Linked DNA regions of Homo sapiens: regions 2 and 3 are each linked to region 1. Evidence: chromatin contacts called from ENCODE Hi-C or POLR2A ChIA-PET data. All regions are on one chromosome and are shown on one strand. Each heading gives the region's core, a stretch centred on a gene start or an enhancer-like site at or near the end of the contact. The rest is flanking DNA. Distances are from core to core; before and after follow the strand shown. Region 1 holds the start of PLPP3 (phospholipid phosphatase 3). Region 2 overlaps LOC124904186 (a long non-coding RNA gene). Region 3 has its middle 200 kb from the start of LINC01755.

The links. A loop is a pair of places that touch in the nucleus more often than their neighbours do. ChIA-PET counts read pairs that join two places held with the same protein, here RNA polymerase II (POLR2A). Pooled maps may share reads with other maps.
Region 2: a loop to region 1 is called in a map of heart right ventricle, with 9 times the contacts of the local background. The contact joins the enhancer-like site here to the promoter of PLPP3 in region 1. A Hi-C loop is called at or near these places in 11 of 168 maps with a recorded cell type or tissue (GM12878, aorta, cardiac septum and 6 more), 3 of 37 single-sample maps with no recorded cell type and 19 of 50 pooled maps. POLR2A ChIA-PET finds 5 or more read pairs at or near these places in 2 of 52 experiments (OCI-LY7 and PC-9).
Region 3: a loop to region 1 is called in a map of prostate gland, with 8 times the contacts of the local background. The contact joins the enhancer-like site here to the promoter of PLPP3 in region 1. A Hi-C loop is called at or near these places in 7 of 168 maps with a recorded cell type or tissue (GM12878, OCI-LY7, cardiac septum and 4 more), 14 of 37 single-sample maps with no recorded cell type and 15 of 50 pooled maps. POLR2A ChIA-PET finds 5 or more read pairs at or near these places in 1 of 52 experiments (GM12878).

What each region holds. Positions count from the first base shown.
Region 1 is chr1:56,577,999-56,581,686 of GRCh38, reverse strand. It overlaps PLPP3 (phospholipid phosphatase 3), which reads left to right and starts at 2,124. Exons shown (of 6, transcript NM_003713.5): 1 at 2,124-2,809. The coding sequence starts at 2,671.
Region 2 is chr1:56,254,528-56,257,778 of GRCh38, reverse strand. The region is part of intron 1 of LOC124904186 (a long non-coding RNA gene); the gene reads left to right. Among named protein-coding and RNA genes, the nearest start is that of LINC01767, 160 kb to the left of the region's middle. Within about 2 kb of position 1,823, at least 17 of the 41 ENCODE cell types and tissues checked have a DNase peak (open chromatin) inside an H3K27ac peak, as active enhancers do; they include gastrocnemius medialis, heart left ventricle, heart right ventricle and 1 more, where a contact is called at or near this core.
Region 3 is chr1:56,145,282-56,148,747 of GRCh38, reverse strand. No RefSeq gene overlaps it. Among named protein-coding and RNA genes, the nearest start is that of LINC01755, 200 kb to the right of the region's middle. Within about 2 kb of position 2,112, at least 2 of the 41 ENCODE cell types and tissues checked have a DNase peak (open chromatin) inside an H3K27ac peak, as active enhancers do.

The DNA of each region.
Region 1 (3,688 bases), core at 875-3,374:
AGGCCTGCAGTTTCAAGAAAGCTTGCTTTTAGATTGGAATTCCAAAAGCATGGTTTGGTGACTAAGAATTTCAAAGATGACTATAATTACAAAGACAATTGAGTAGGCAAAGACCCTGGAATCCTGAATTCCTCTTAGAATGTCAGTAATTATGAACCTGGCCTTGTTTTGTTTCCACTCTTTTAACTTTTCAAGAGAAGGTGTTTCTCAAGAAAAAGCTATCTCAAGCATCTGCCTTCTGAACTACCCTGGCTTTTACCTGTGCTATTTGAATTGAGAGTGCTGTGTGTGATTTGCAGTTGGATGCTTCAGCTCCAAAACTTCTTGGGAGAGTCAGATCTTCTTGCTTCCAGAAGATAGCAATGTTGTCTTTCTTTGCAAGCCCCACTTACTAACCGGTGCTAACTTGAGCTTAATTCAGTACACAGCAAATCCCGTGCTAGGTACTAGAGAGATGCCGCGGCGCTGATAACCTACACAGTTTGCTAGTCTTTACCATCTGTAACACCAAATCAGGCTGACATAGGCTCATGCCTGTAATCCTAGCACTTTGGGAGGCCGAGGCAGGCGATCATGACGTCAGGAATTTGAGACCAGCCTGACCAACATGGTGAAGCCCCATCTCTACTAAAAATACAAAAATAGCCGTGTGTGGTGGCACGAGCCTGTAATCTCAGCTACTCAGGAGGCTGAGGCAAGAGAATCCTTTGAATCCGGGAGGCGGAGATTGCAGTGAGCCAAGATTGAGGCACTGCACTCCAGCCTGGGCGATAGAGTGAGACGCCATCTCGGGGGAAAAAAAAATAGTTAGAAGCAAAGAGTTGACAGTGAAGTTAATTCTGTGCAGGAATGAAGAAAGTACTCAGAGAGGAGGTGACATTTCAGAGGATACTAAAGCAAGAGAAGCATTTCCCTAACTAGAGGAGGAAAGGGTATGCATTATAGGCAGAGCGTGCAGGAGAGCAGGGGTGTGGAGTGTGAAAGGATTGTACCAGAAAGGGCAATTGTACCAGAAAGGGTTGATGGTGGCTGCATATAAAGTTATCAAAACCCAAAACAAGTCAGTGTAAGAAAGAACATGATTCATATAATGTATCAAAAAGCTACAAATATTTCCATTTCTGAATGCACACAAAGAACCACCTGGAAAAAACATCCATTTATTGTCCACTGTGCCCAGGTCCATGCTAGGCACTATAGAAGATACAAGGGAAGGCCCTTGCCCTGGAAATGTTTATTCTCTATCTGGAAAAAAGATTAACTCACATAAAATAATTAAAAATAAGATGCCAGCCTCTAAGGAAAAATGTTAGATTGTCTGAAACTCAAGCAGAGAGCATTTTGGCTGCCCTGGAATTCCCCATAGTAGTAGAATTACTCTTGGGGCCAAGAGAGGGGTTGCCTGAGACTCCTTCACCCAGAAAAAAGGTAATTGCTAACCCTCACAGAGCACTTCCTATGTACTGGGCACTGTTCTAGGAGCTTATACGGATTAACAAATTAAGTCTTCACAACCACCCTATATGAAAAGGAACAGTTATCTCTAGTTACATACGGGGAAACTGAGGCACAGAGTCACAGGATTGAAATCCAGGAGATGTGGTTCCACAGTCGTGCAGTCTTTTTCATTTTAGTATTCTCAAAATCTAGCGTAGTACCCGGTGTTGGATGTTAAGATCTTAAACAAACAAACAACTTGTTTTCCTTAAAAATTATATTTTCAGGGTAATACAATTCAAGTCACAATAAAGACCTGAAAGCCTCAGGTTTGTAGGTGAGGAAAAATGCATTTTAGCTGTACAGCCCTAACTTTTACTTGACCCAAGGCCAGCAAGAAAATGTTTCTTTTTATTTATATATATTTTTTCTTTGGTGACAATTTGGTGTTTCTGAACGCTAGGGGCTCCCGGTTTCTCTGGTTTGAGAGTAACTTTTCCTTTTAGGACTTTTTTTTTTTTTTTTGAAGGGGGTGGGGGAAAATGTGGCCTTAATTATCCTACGTCTTAGGCAGCTTAAGGAAGGGGCTGTGCTTTCGGAATCCCATCCGAGCCAAGTAAGGAGGTCCCTCTCTCTCTCTCCCCCCACGTCTTCTCTTTTTAAAGGACCTCGTGAAATAAAAGTGCAGAAAACAAACCCAGGCGATCACAGCAGCAGCCGCCGCGGCAGCAGCACCAACAGCAGGAGGAGCAGGAGGAGCCGGAGGAGGAGGAGGAGGAGGAGGCAAAGTTAGAGTTGGGGCTGGCGCTCCGGAGTTGCTGGGCTCAGCGCAGCTCCCATTCATTAAGGAACCAGCTGCGGAGGAAGGTGGCCGAGCGCCCGCGCTGCCCACTCGCTCGCTCGCGCACTCAGACGCGCGCCACAACAGCGCGCCCCAAGCTGCGCAGCTCTGCAAAAGTTTCTGCTCGGGATCTGGCTCTCTTCCCCTTGGACTTTAGAACGATTTAGGGTTGACAGAGGAAAGCAGAGGCGCGCAGGAGGAGCAGAAAACACCACCTTCTGCAGTTGGAGGCAGGCAGCCCCGGCTGCACTCTAGCCGCCGCGCCCGGAGCCGGGGCCGACCCGCCACTATCCGCAGCAGCCTCGGCCAGGAGGCGACCCGGGCGCCTGGGTGTGTGGCTGCTGTTGCGGGACGTCTTCGCGGGGCGGGAGGCTCGCGCCGCAGCCAGCGCCATGCAAAACTACAAGTACGACAAAGCGATCGTCCCGGAGAGCAAGAACGGCGGCAGCCCGGCGCTCAACAACAACCCGAGGAGGAGCGGCAGCAAGCGGGTGCTGCTCATCTGCCTCGACCTCTTCTGCCTCTTCATGGGTGAGCCCAGCCCCGCTGTCCCTCGGCCCCTCGGCCCCTCGTCCCTCGGCGCGCGTCCCAGCCCAGTCCGGGGCCGCGCAGCGCCGCGCCGCGCCGCGCCGTCAGCTCCGGGGGGCCCCCGCAGCCTTCCTGGGGAGCCTTTGCGCCGCCCAGGCCCGAAGCCCCCGCCCTCCCCGATCCCACCGACTTCTTGGCCTGTACTTGAGTGGGTCTGGGCGTGCTTAAGCGTTCGTGGGCAACTGTTAAACCAGCTCAGTAAAAGTCGTCTCCACGTTGGAAGCCCGGGCGGAATCCCGCGGAAGGTGTGGGTTCGTCCTTTTAGCGTAGGGGAAGTTGGTTGAGCCGCGCTCTAGAGCCAGCGTATAGCTAGCTGGTCGCCCTCCATCCGAGTGAAATGGATCGCCCCGAGAGTCGGGCTCCTGCCTGGAGCCGAGCTGCCTTCCCGGCGGCTGTATGTAAACATCCAGCCCTTCCGCCTTTGCTGCCCAGGCTCGCCAGACTGGCTAGCCGGCCTTTTCACTTGCTCCTCTCCTGTAGGTGCTTTCCCCGGGCTTGGTGCTGGGCACGGCTTCAGCAATCACTTGAGTGCCTACTGTGTGCCAGGTGGTAGGCGGCTTCAGGGGCATCAGTTTTAGCTCGCCCACTCTCTGACTCGGTGCAGCAGGGGTGATGAGCCCCATTTCCCTGATGGGCACATTGAGGCACTGGGAAAGCCAGCTGCGATCTTGTTTGGGGACCACAAATTTAATTGCGCCCCCAGAAAGTTGAGGCGATGGTCCACTTCTGTTTTCCAAAGTCGTTGGAAGCCACAGCTGGAAGAGCGGTGGGAGTTAAAGGAATTGGAGTGGGAGGGCGAGGAGGATTTATGAACTCGGTAGG
Region 2 (3,251 bases), core at 574-3,073, 320 kb after region 1:
TTTTCTCTCATTCTCACTCTTTATGCTAATGAACCCAGTCATAGGATATAATTGAAATAAGAAATAAAGTGTCCGGTATTATAGAAGTTAATTTGTGAAGTAATAACACTTATTGAGTAATTGCTATGTGTGAGGCATTGTTCTAAGTCCCTTACATGCATTTTTCCATTTAATTTTCACACAAACCTTAAGTGGTAGGTGATATTATTGTCCCATTTTTACAGATGAGGAAACTGAGGCATGAAACAATAAGTGATTTGCCCAGTGTTATGCAGCAAGTAATTGCCAAGGTCAGACTTTGATGATGGGATAGTTTGACTCCAGAACCTAACACCTGAACCATTAGGCATTAAGCTTCCCAAGAAACAAGAGAAATGGGCATAGCCTAATTAAACCTTAGGTATCTTGTCTTTGCTTATAAGAGAAATGAGATGTGGTGTAGGTAAGAGGTTGCTAAGGTTGATGTACACATAGGAGCAACTAGAAAAGTGACTAGATCTGAGTGAGGCATCAGGCTCTGGAAGACCCCACTATGTTTCAGTGTGTTCTGGAATGGGGACATCTGTGAGCAGAGCCAGGGATTATTTCAGGTCAGGTAACTTTATCATATATATCCTACCTGCCTCTATAACTTAAGTTTCAGTCAGGCCAATTATTTTCAGTTCCACAGCCCTGCCAGCCAGCACACCCTCTTGCCCTGGGTGTGAATACGCTGCTCCTCTTTCACGTCCAGGCTTAGCCTTGTAACCCAGTCCATTTTTCAGGAAACAGCTCAGAAATCCCAGGGGTGCTTTCTTGGGTTAGATGTCCTGTCACAGTCCCCAAAGTTGCAAGTTGCTGTGTTTTTCTTTTCAACAGCGCTGAATGTACTATTAAAAAGGCCTGTTTATTGCTCTGTTTTCTCTTGTAGAATCTGAGATTCTTGAGGCCATGCAGCATGTTTTATTCTGCATTGCATGTTGGAGTCATTATGTTTGTTTGTGTGCATAGACTCTGCATGAAGATTTGTGAGGCAGAAAATCGTATCTGCTCTGTACTTCTATTTGCATGAATATTCAAATTATCATACAGTGTTATTTTACCGTGTGTGGTCTCACTCAGGCCTCATTGTGAAATAAAATAGTGTATAAACAAGCAAGCAAGCAAATAAACAAATACATGCAACTCAAATTTGCATAGTGCTTTATAGTTGAAATCATTTAATATCAATTATCTCATTGGTTATAACACTCTCATTTTGCATGTGAGGAAAGAGACTGCTCAGGATTGCTCAGCTTATAAGATAATTCAGGGCAGGCTCAAATCCAGAACAGGGGCTTTGGATAACACAGGTCCTGGGCATAAAGCCTGACCTGACCACTTGAGGGCCTCTTTGAAGTTTAATTTTCTCATTTCTAAAATGGGAATAATAATAGAACCTAGGGTAGCAGTGCAGATCCAGAGAGTTATGCTAAGCACAAAAGCTGCATAAATGATTGGTGAATACATTAACATACAATTTAACTCTGTAGAAAACTTCGCAACAAATGCCAGGTTGTAAGAAAGCACTGCAATTCCTTGTGTGTTCCTGACCACTCTCATTCTTCCTCCCAACTTTCTGCTCATTCACTTCCCTCTAGATCTTGCAGTTACTAAAGAGCCTTAGTTTTTGCCACGTGTACATTATTTCATAATTCTTGGCCTTGTTTTCGATTCCCACTCTCCCTGAGCTTGGTCTCCAAGACTTGTTCTTTTGCTGAGTTGGAAAACTTCCTTCTCCTCTTGCACAACTTCTCTGATTCCACAGCTGTGACACTCCACCTGGCAGGGAGCTCTGCTGTGGACACGGAGCTCACTTGGGGGCCTCAGTCAGGAACACAGAGGCCTCACTGCCTTGACGCAGCAGAGAACACCTTCCTCTGATTCTAGGAAATGCATGAGAAGACCTGCATTGTTTCAAAGCCAACATTTTTCAGGCATTGGACAATTTGATGGTGGAGTTCATTTCCCGCTTCCATCTGGCCTGGTTCAATTTGATCTGTCAAGTATCCTTGGGGCCAGACAGATTGCCAGATTGGGTAATTTTCTCAGAAAAGAGCTATAAAGATGAGGGTTTCAGATGTGCTTTCAGCATGAATCACAAGCTGCAGGCACCAAGGCCAATATGGAGCATATGTCCATCAATGAGGATGGGGGCAAAGCAAAGTGGGAAATACATGTGACATCCTTGGGGCTGCCACAGTTTAAAGAAGAGGTCTGCACCTGTGAATTTTTAGTACTTTTAAAAGGTATTTCCATAACCCTTTAGATTGAATTCACCTTGTTGTTCATTCAACAAAGAATTATTGAGCCTTGAAACAGATAGATATGGCCCTGACAGTCTAGTTGGAAACATTGGCCTGTAAAGTGACAAGTAAAATATAGTGTGATGAGGGCTGTAGTGAGGGAAGCCCAGAGAGTTATGAGATGCTGTGTGAAAGGCCCTCCATCCAGACTTGGTGGGGGTCGTGAAGATGGAGGTGACAGGTGGCAGGGAAGACTTGTCAGAGAAGTTTATCACTTAGCTAAGATCTAAAGAATGAAAGGAAATTAGCTAGTTGAAGAATAATCCAGGAAGAGTAATTCAGGGACAAGAAATAATATGTGTAAAACCCTGGAGGTGAGGGAGCATAACATGTTTGAGAAACAAACACAGTTTCTGAGTGGGACTGGGGTGTAGGCAAAGATGAGGTGAAGACAAGAGAGAGATGTGGGCACTCACTCCCAACTTTTTCCCTCTTTTCCCTTTACTAAAATATTTGCCTGAGCAAAATATGCTCAGGAATATACGTGTTAAAAGAGAAATTCCTTACACTCATAGATTTAGAAATTCTTAAAGTTCGAATGGGACTTTAAAAGCTACCCATTCAGAAAGGAGGCTATCTTAAAGGTGAAACATCCATAAATAAAGAGGCAGCTCAGAACGTTCCTGGGTATGGCAGGATTTTGCAGGATTTGGATCCCAGGATTTGGGCTTATTACTAAGCCATTGTATGAGGCCCTAGCAGAGCCAGAGCATGAACTGCTAGGAGGGGTTTGCACGTAATAAACCATACCTGCTGTTCTTATATTAACAATCAGGGTTAGCTGAACTGCAAGTTCAAAAGATTTACCAACAGGCTATCTGGCTACATAATTTCAATAACCCCAACTACTCAAGCCATTTGGGACTCCATCAAAGGGTACCTACCAAGTGTAACATGGTTCCTAACTTCCTGGGACCTTTAATAGCT
Region 3 (3,466 bases), core at 863-3,362, 430 kb after region 1:
AGATGCTAGAACTGCAAGGGGCATCAGAAGGAAAAATGAATTATTTTGCTATGTTACCTCCTGCACACCAGAGGGCTCTGCACAAATTGTGGTTGCCTGCTTTTCTACTTGGAGATTACAGGTTTAGTTAAGAGACTGGTAATCTTTCTGTAAAGGGCCAGGCAATAAATATTTTAGTCTTTGCCCATCAGCTGATCTCTGTTGCAACAACTTGACTCTGCTGCTTTTACATGAAAGCAACCATGGACTACGTGCATATGAATACGTGGCTGTGTTCCAATAAAACTTTAGTTATGAGCCCTGATCTTTGAATTTCACATGACTTTCATGTACCATAAAATGGCATTGTTATTTTAAAATTTTTTAACCGTTTAAAAATGTAAAACTTCTTAGCTCACAGGCTATTCAAAAACAGGCAGGCCAAATTCAGTTTGTGGGCTACAGTTTACTGACTCCAGGTCCAGTTAAATAATAGTAATAATAATAATAATAATAACAACAACTTCCATTTGATGAATCCCTATCTTGTGACAAGCACTATATACATTTTACCACTCATTTTTCAGGTGAGGTGGTAAACAAACATTCAGAGAGGTTAATTTGGTCAATGTCACAAAGCAAGTAAGTAGAAGAGCTGAGAACCAAATGCAGATTTGTCAGTCATGGAATCCATGCTTTTCACCATTATGCCATGCTGCCTCTTAATTTAAAATATGCAGTTTTACAAAACTTACTGATCAAATTGTGGCTCATATTTGCAGGCTTTTGTTAATAGGGCACTCTAGAAGGAGTTAAGATGAGATTCAAGTGTTGGTACCAGCAATGCCAATAATTCCCCATGTGACTTTGAGGAAAGCTCTCGAGTTTTCTGAGTCCTCTCAACCATAAGACAAAGGGATTGGAAGAGGGTATAGTGATTTTCAAGGGCAGTGGCAATTTTGTCCCTCAGGGACACTTTGTAATATCTAAAAACATTCTTGCCTTCATTTGCCACTGATAACTTGCAGGAGTGTGCTATTGACTTCTAGTAGGTAGAGCCCACGGATGGTACTAAACATCCCACAATGCACAAAACAACTCTTCCCCCTCCACCCCACCCACACACACAACAAAGAATTATCCAGTCCAAAATGTCAATAATGCTTAGATTGAGAAACCATGGACTAAGGTTTGAGGAGCTAATGTACCAATTATCTCCTCAATTTCTAAGAACTTGAATTTTTTTATTCATTTCATGAATTCATTTGGATTCATTTAATTAAAATCCAACTCATTTCTCCTCTGTGAATCATAGATTCCTTTTTTATAAAACAAGAGGATTAAACAATATAATCCCAGAGATTCTTTCCAGCTTTAAAAAGTTCAAGCGTATGATTAATAGGGTAATATTAAAAATAAATGTTGTGCTATTAATTCCAAGATAACACGAGTCATTTTTATACTTTTGTCTCATTAACTAGTGCTGCCCAACTCCCTCATCCTCACAGGGCAAAGTTTGTAAATTTGAAGTTCATGGCCTGAACTCAGCCTGCAGATGTGTTTTGTTTGGCCAATAGAGTGTATTAGAACTTTGAGAGTTAGTGGCCAACATTTAAAAGACTGGATATTTCCAATCAACATCCACATTTCCAGATTTTTTTTTTTTTAAATCATAAGATCTAGCAACTCTGGACTTGATTCTTGCATGGCAATGGCTAGCTGAGGCTGAATAAAGCTATTTCTTTAGATGAGGCCTAGTTCTCCTTTAACCAGACTTCATAGCTCACAAATTTGAACTATACCTGGCCATCTTCATTTATTTATATGACTTCTGTCCCTACCTGCCTGGCTCCTCAAGGTAGCTGAATTTGCTCCTCCTGTCCTAGAATTCTCCATGTGCTCATGGAATGCCCAGAAATGCACACGGTGGGCACTTAGAATTGTGGAATTTTAGAATAAATGAAATACATGTTAAACCCTGCAATTGAGTCTAAGTAAACAAGAGGATAGGAACAGGATGAGGAGAACAGTCTTTGCAGCAGCTTGTAAAAACATCTTAAGAGTTTTAACGGACAGTATGAGGCAATGGTGTTCTGTGCCTGCCAACTAGCTAATGTGATCCCTGGCTATATTATTAAGAGTGCAACATTCTGATGGGACATAGGGCAGTCCTGCTCTTCTCTCTGCTGCTCAGATGCATTTGACTCATCATGATTATTTCTTGGCACTACACTTGAAGTGAAGTGATTTTAACAAGGAGTTGAACAATGAATTGGTGAGATGGCTTAGAATCTCTTCACTGGAGTGAGATTTGAAGAAGCTGGGGCCACTGATTCTGGAGAAGAGAGGGCTCATGAGGCACAGGTGAAACTTTTCAAATGTTAGCATAGGTGTCCTGAGGAGGAGGTACAGATAAGCACCATGACCTTCAACACACGCTTCCACCCCTCTCTTTGAGCTTCAGTTTTCTCATTTTTATAATAAGGGGATTTGATTTTTAATCCCCTGAATAAAAATTAATCTTGAATAAAGCTATATAGCTACGCAAAATAAATGAATTTACAGCTGCTTTGGTTGGGGGGTTTAGGAGGCCTAGAGCCTCGACTACTTAGCTCTTCTTTTCAGCCCTACAAGTTTCACAACTGAGAGAGCTCTCCAGAGCCATGGAGTTTGAAAAACCCTGATCTAGATTTCTAAAATTGCTACTAATTCCAAAGCTTTTATATATCACTCAGCCTGTGTTTTCTGGCTGTGAAACAACAAGGAAGGCTTTTGGAATAAGCTTAGGGATGAGATGCACTATCAAAGGCAGGGATGGGGAATAGAGAGTCCCAGTGAAAGAAACAGTAAGAGTCATGGAGAACTACACAGACTGGCTGAAACCTACTTTGCTTAAAGTGAGTCAATCCCCACTCCATGACAACTGTCTACTAACAAATGATGATGGCAGCTTTGTCTTTGTTTCTTTAGATGCTTTTGAAGTCTGGCTCTTGTCGACAGTGTGGTTTTCTCTTTAACACCAAGTCCACCTCCCCACCCCCTTGCATTTTGTGGTTGTCATGCAGTTTGAGGATTACCCCAGTGCAGGAGGTGGGTCCCCATTGGGTTAAGCAGTCATGGTGATCCATCTTTCTTCACAGTGATTGGTTCAGGAGCCCAGGCCCCAGCCAATCAAAGTGTTTAGAATCCCTGTAATGAGGATTGTTAAGGAATGAATGTATCACCCAGCTTGGGCAATGAGAGCTGCAAGGGGATGTTGGCTGAGGCACCCTTTAGGAAACGTTTCTTCATTTGTAAGAAAGAAGCAAATGAAGAGATAGTTTCTGTCTTCCTCTGGATATTGGAATGTGGTCATGTGTGCACTAATGGCCTAGAGTTGCTGCAGCCATTTTAGTGATAGCCTGAATAGAAAGTTGGCCTGTGGAGAAAGACTGAGTCAAAAGAACTTCAGGACAGTGGAGCCGTCAAATCTGAAACCTGCTGACCT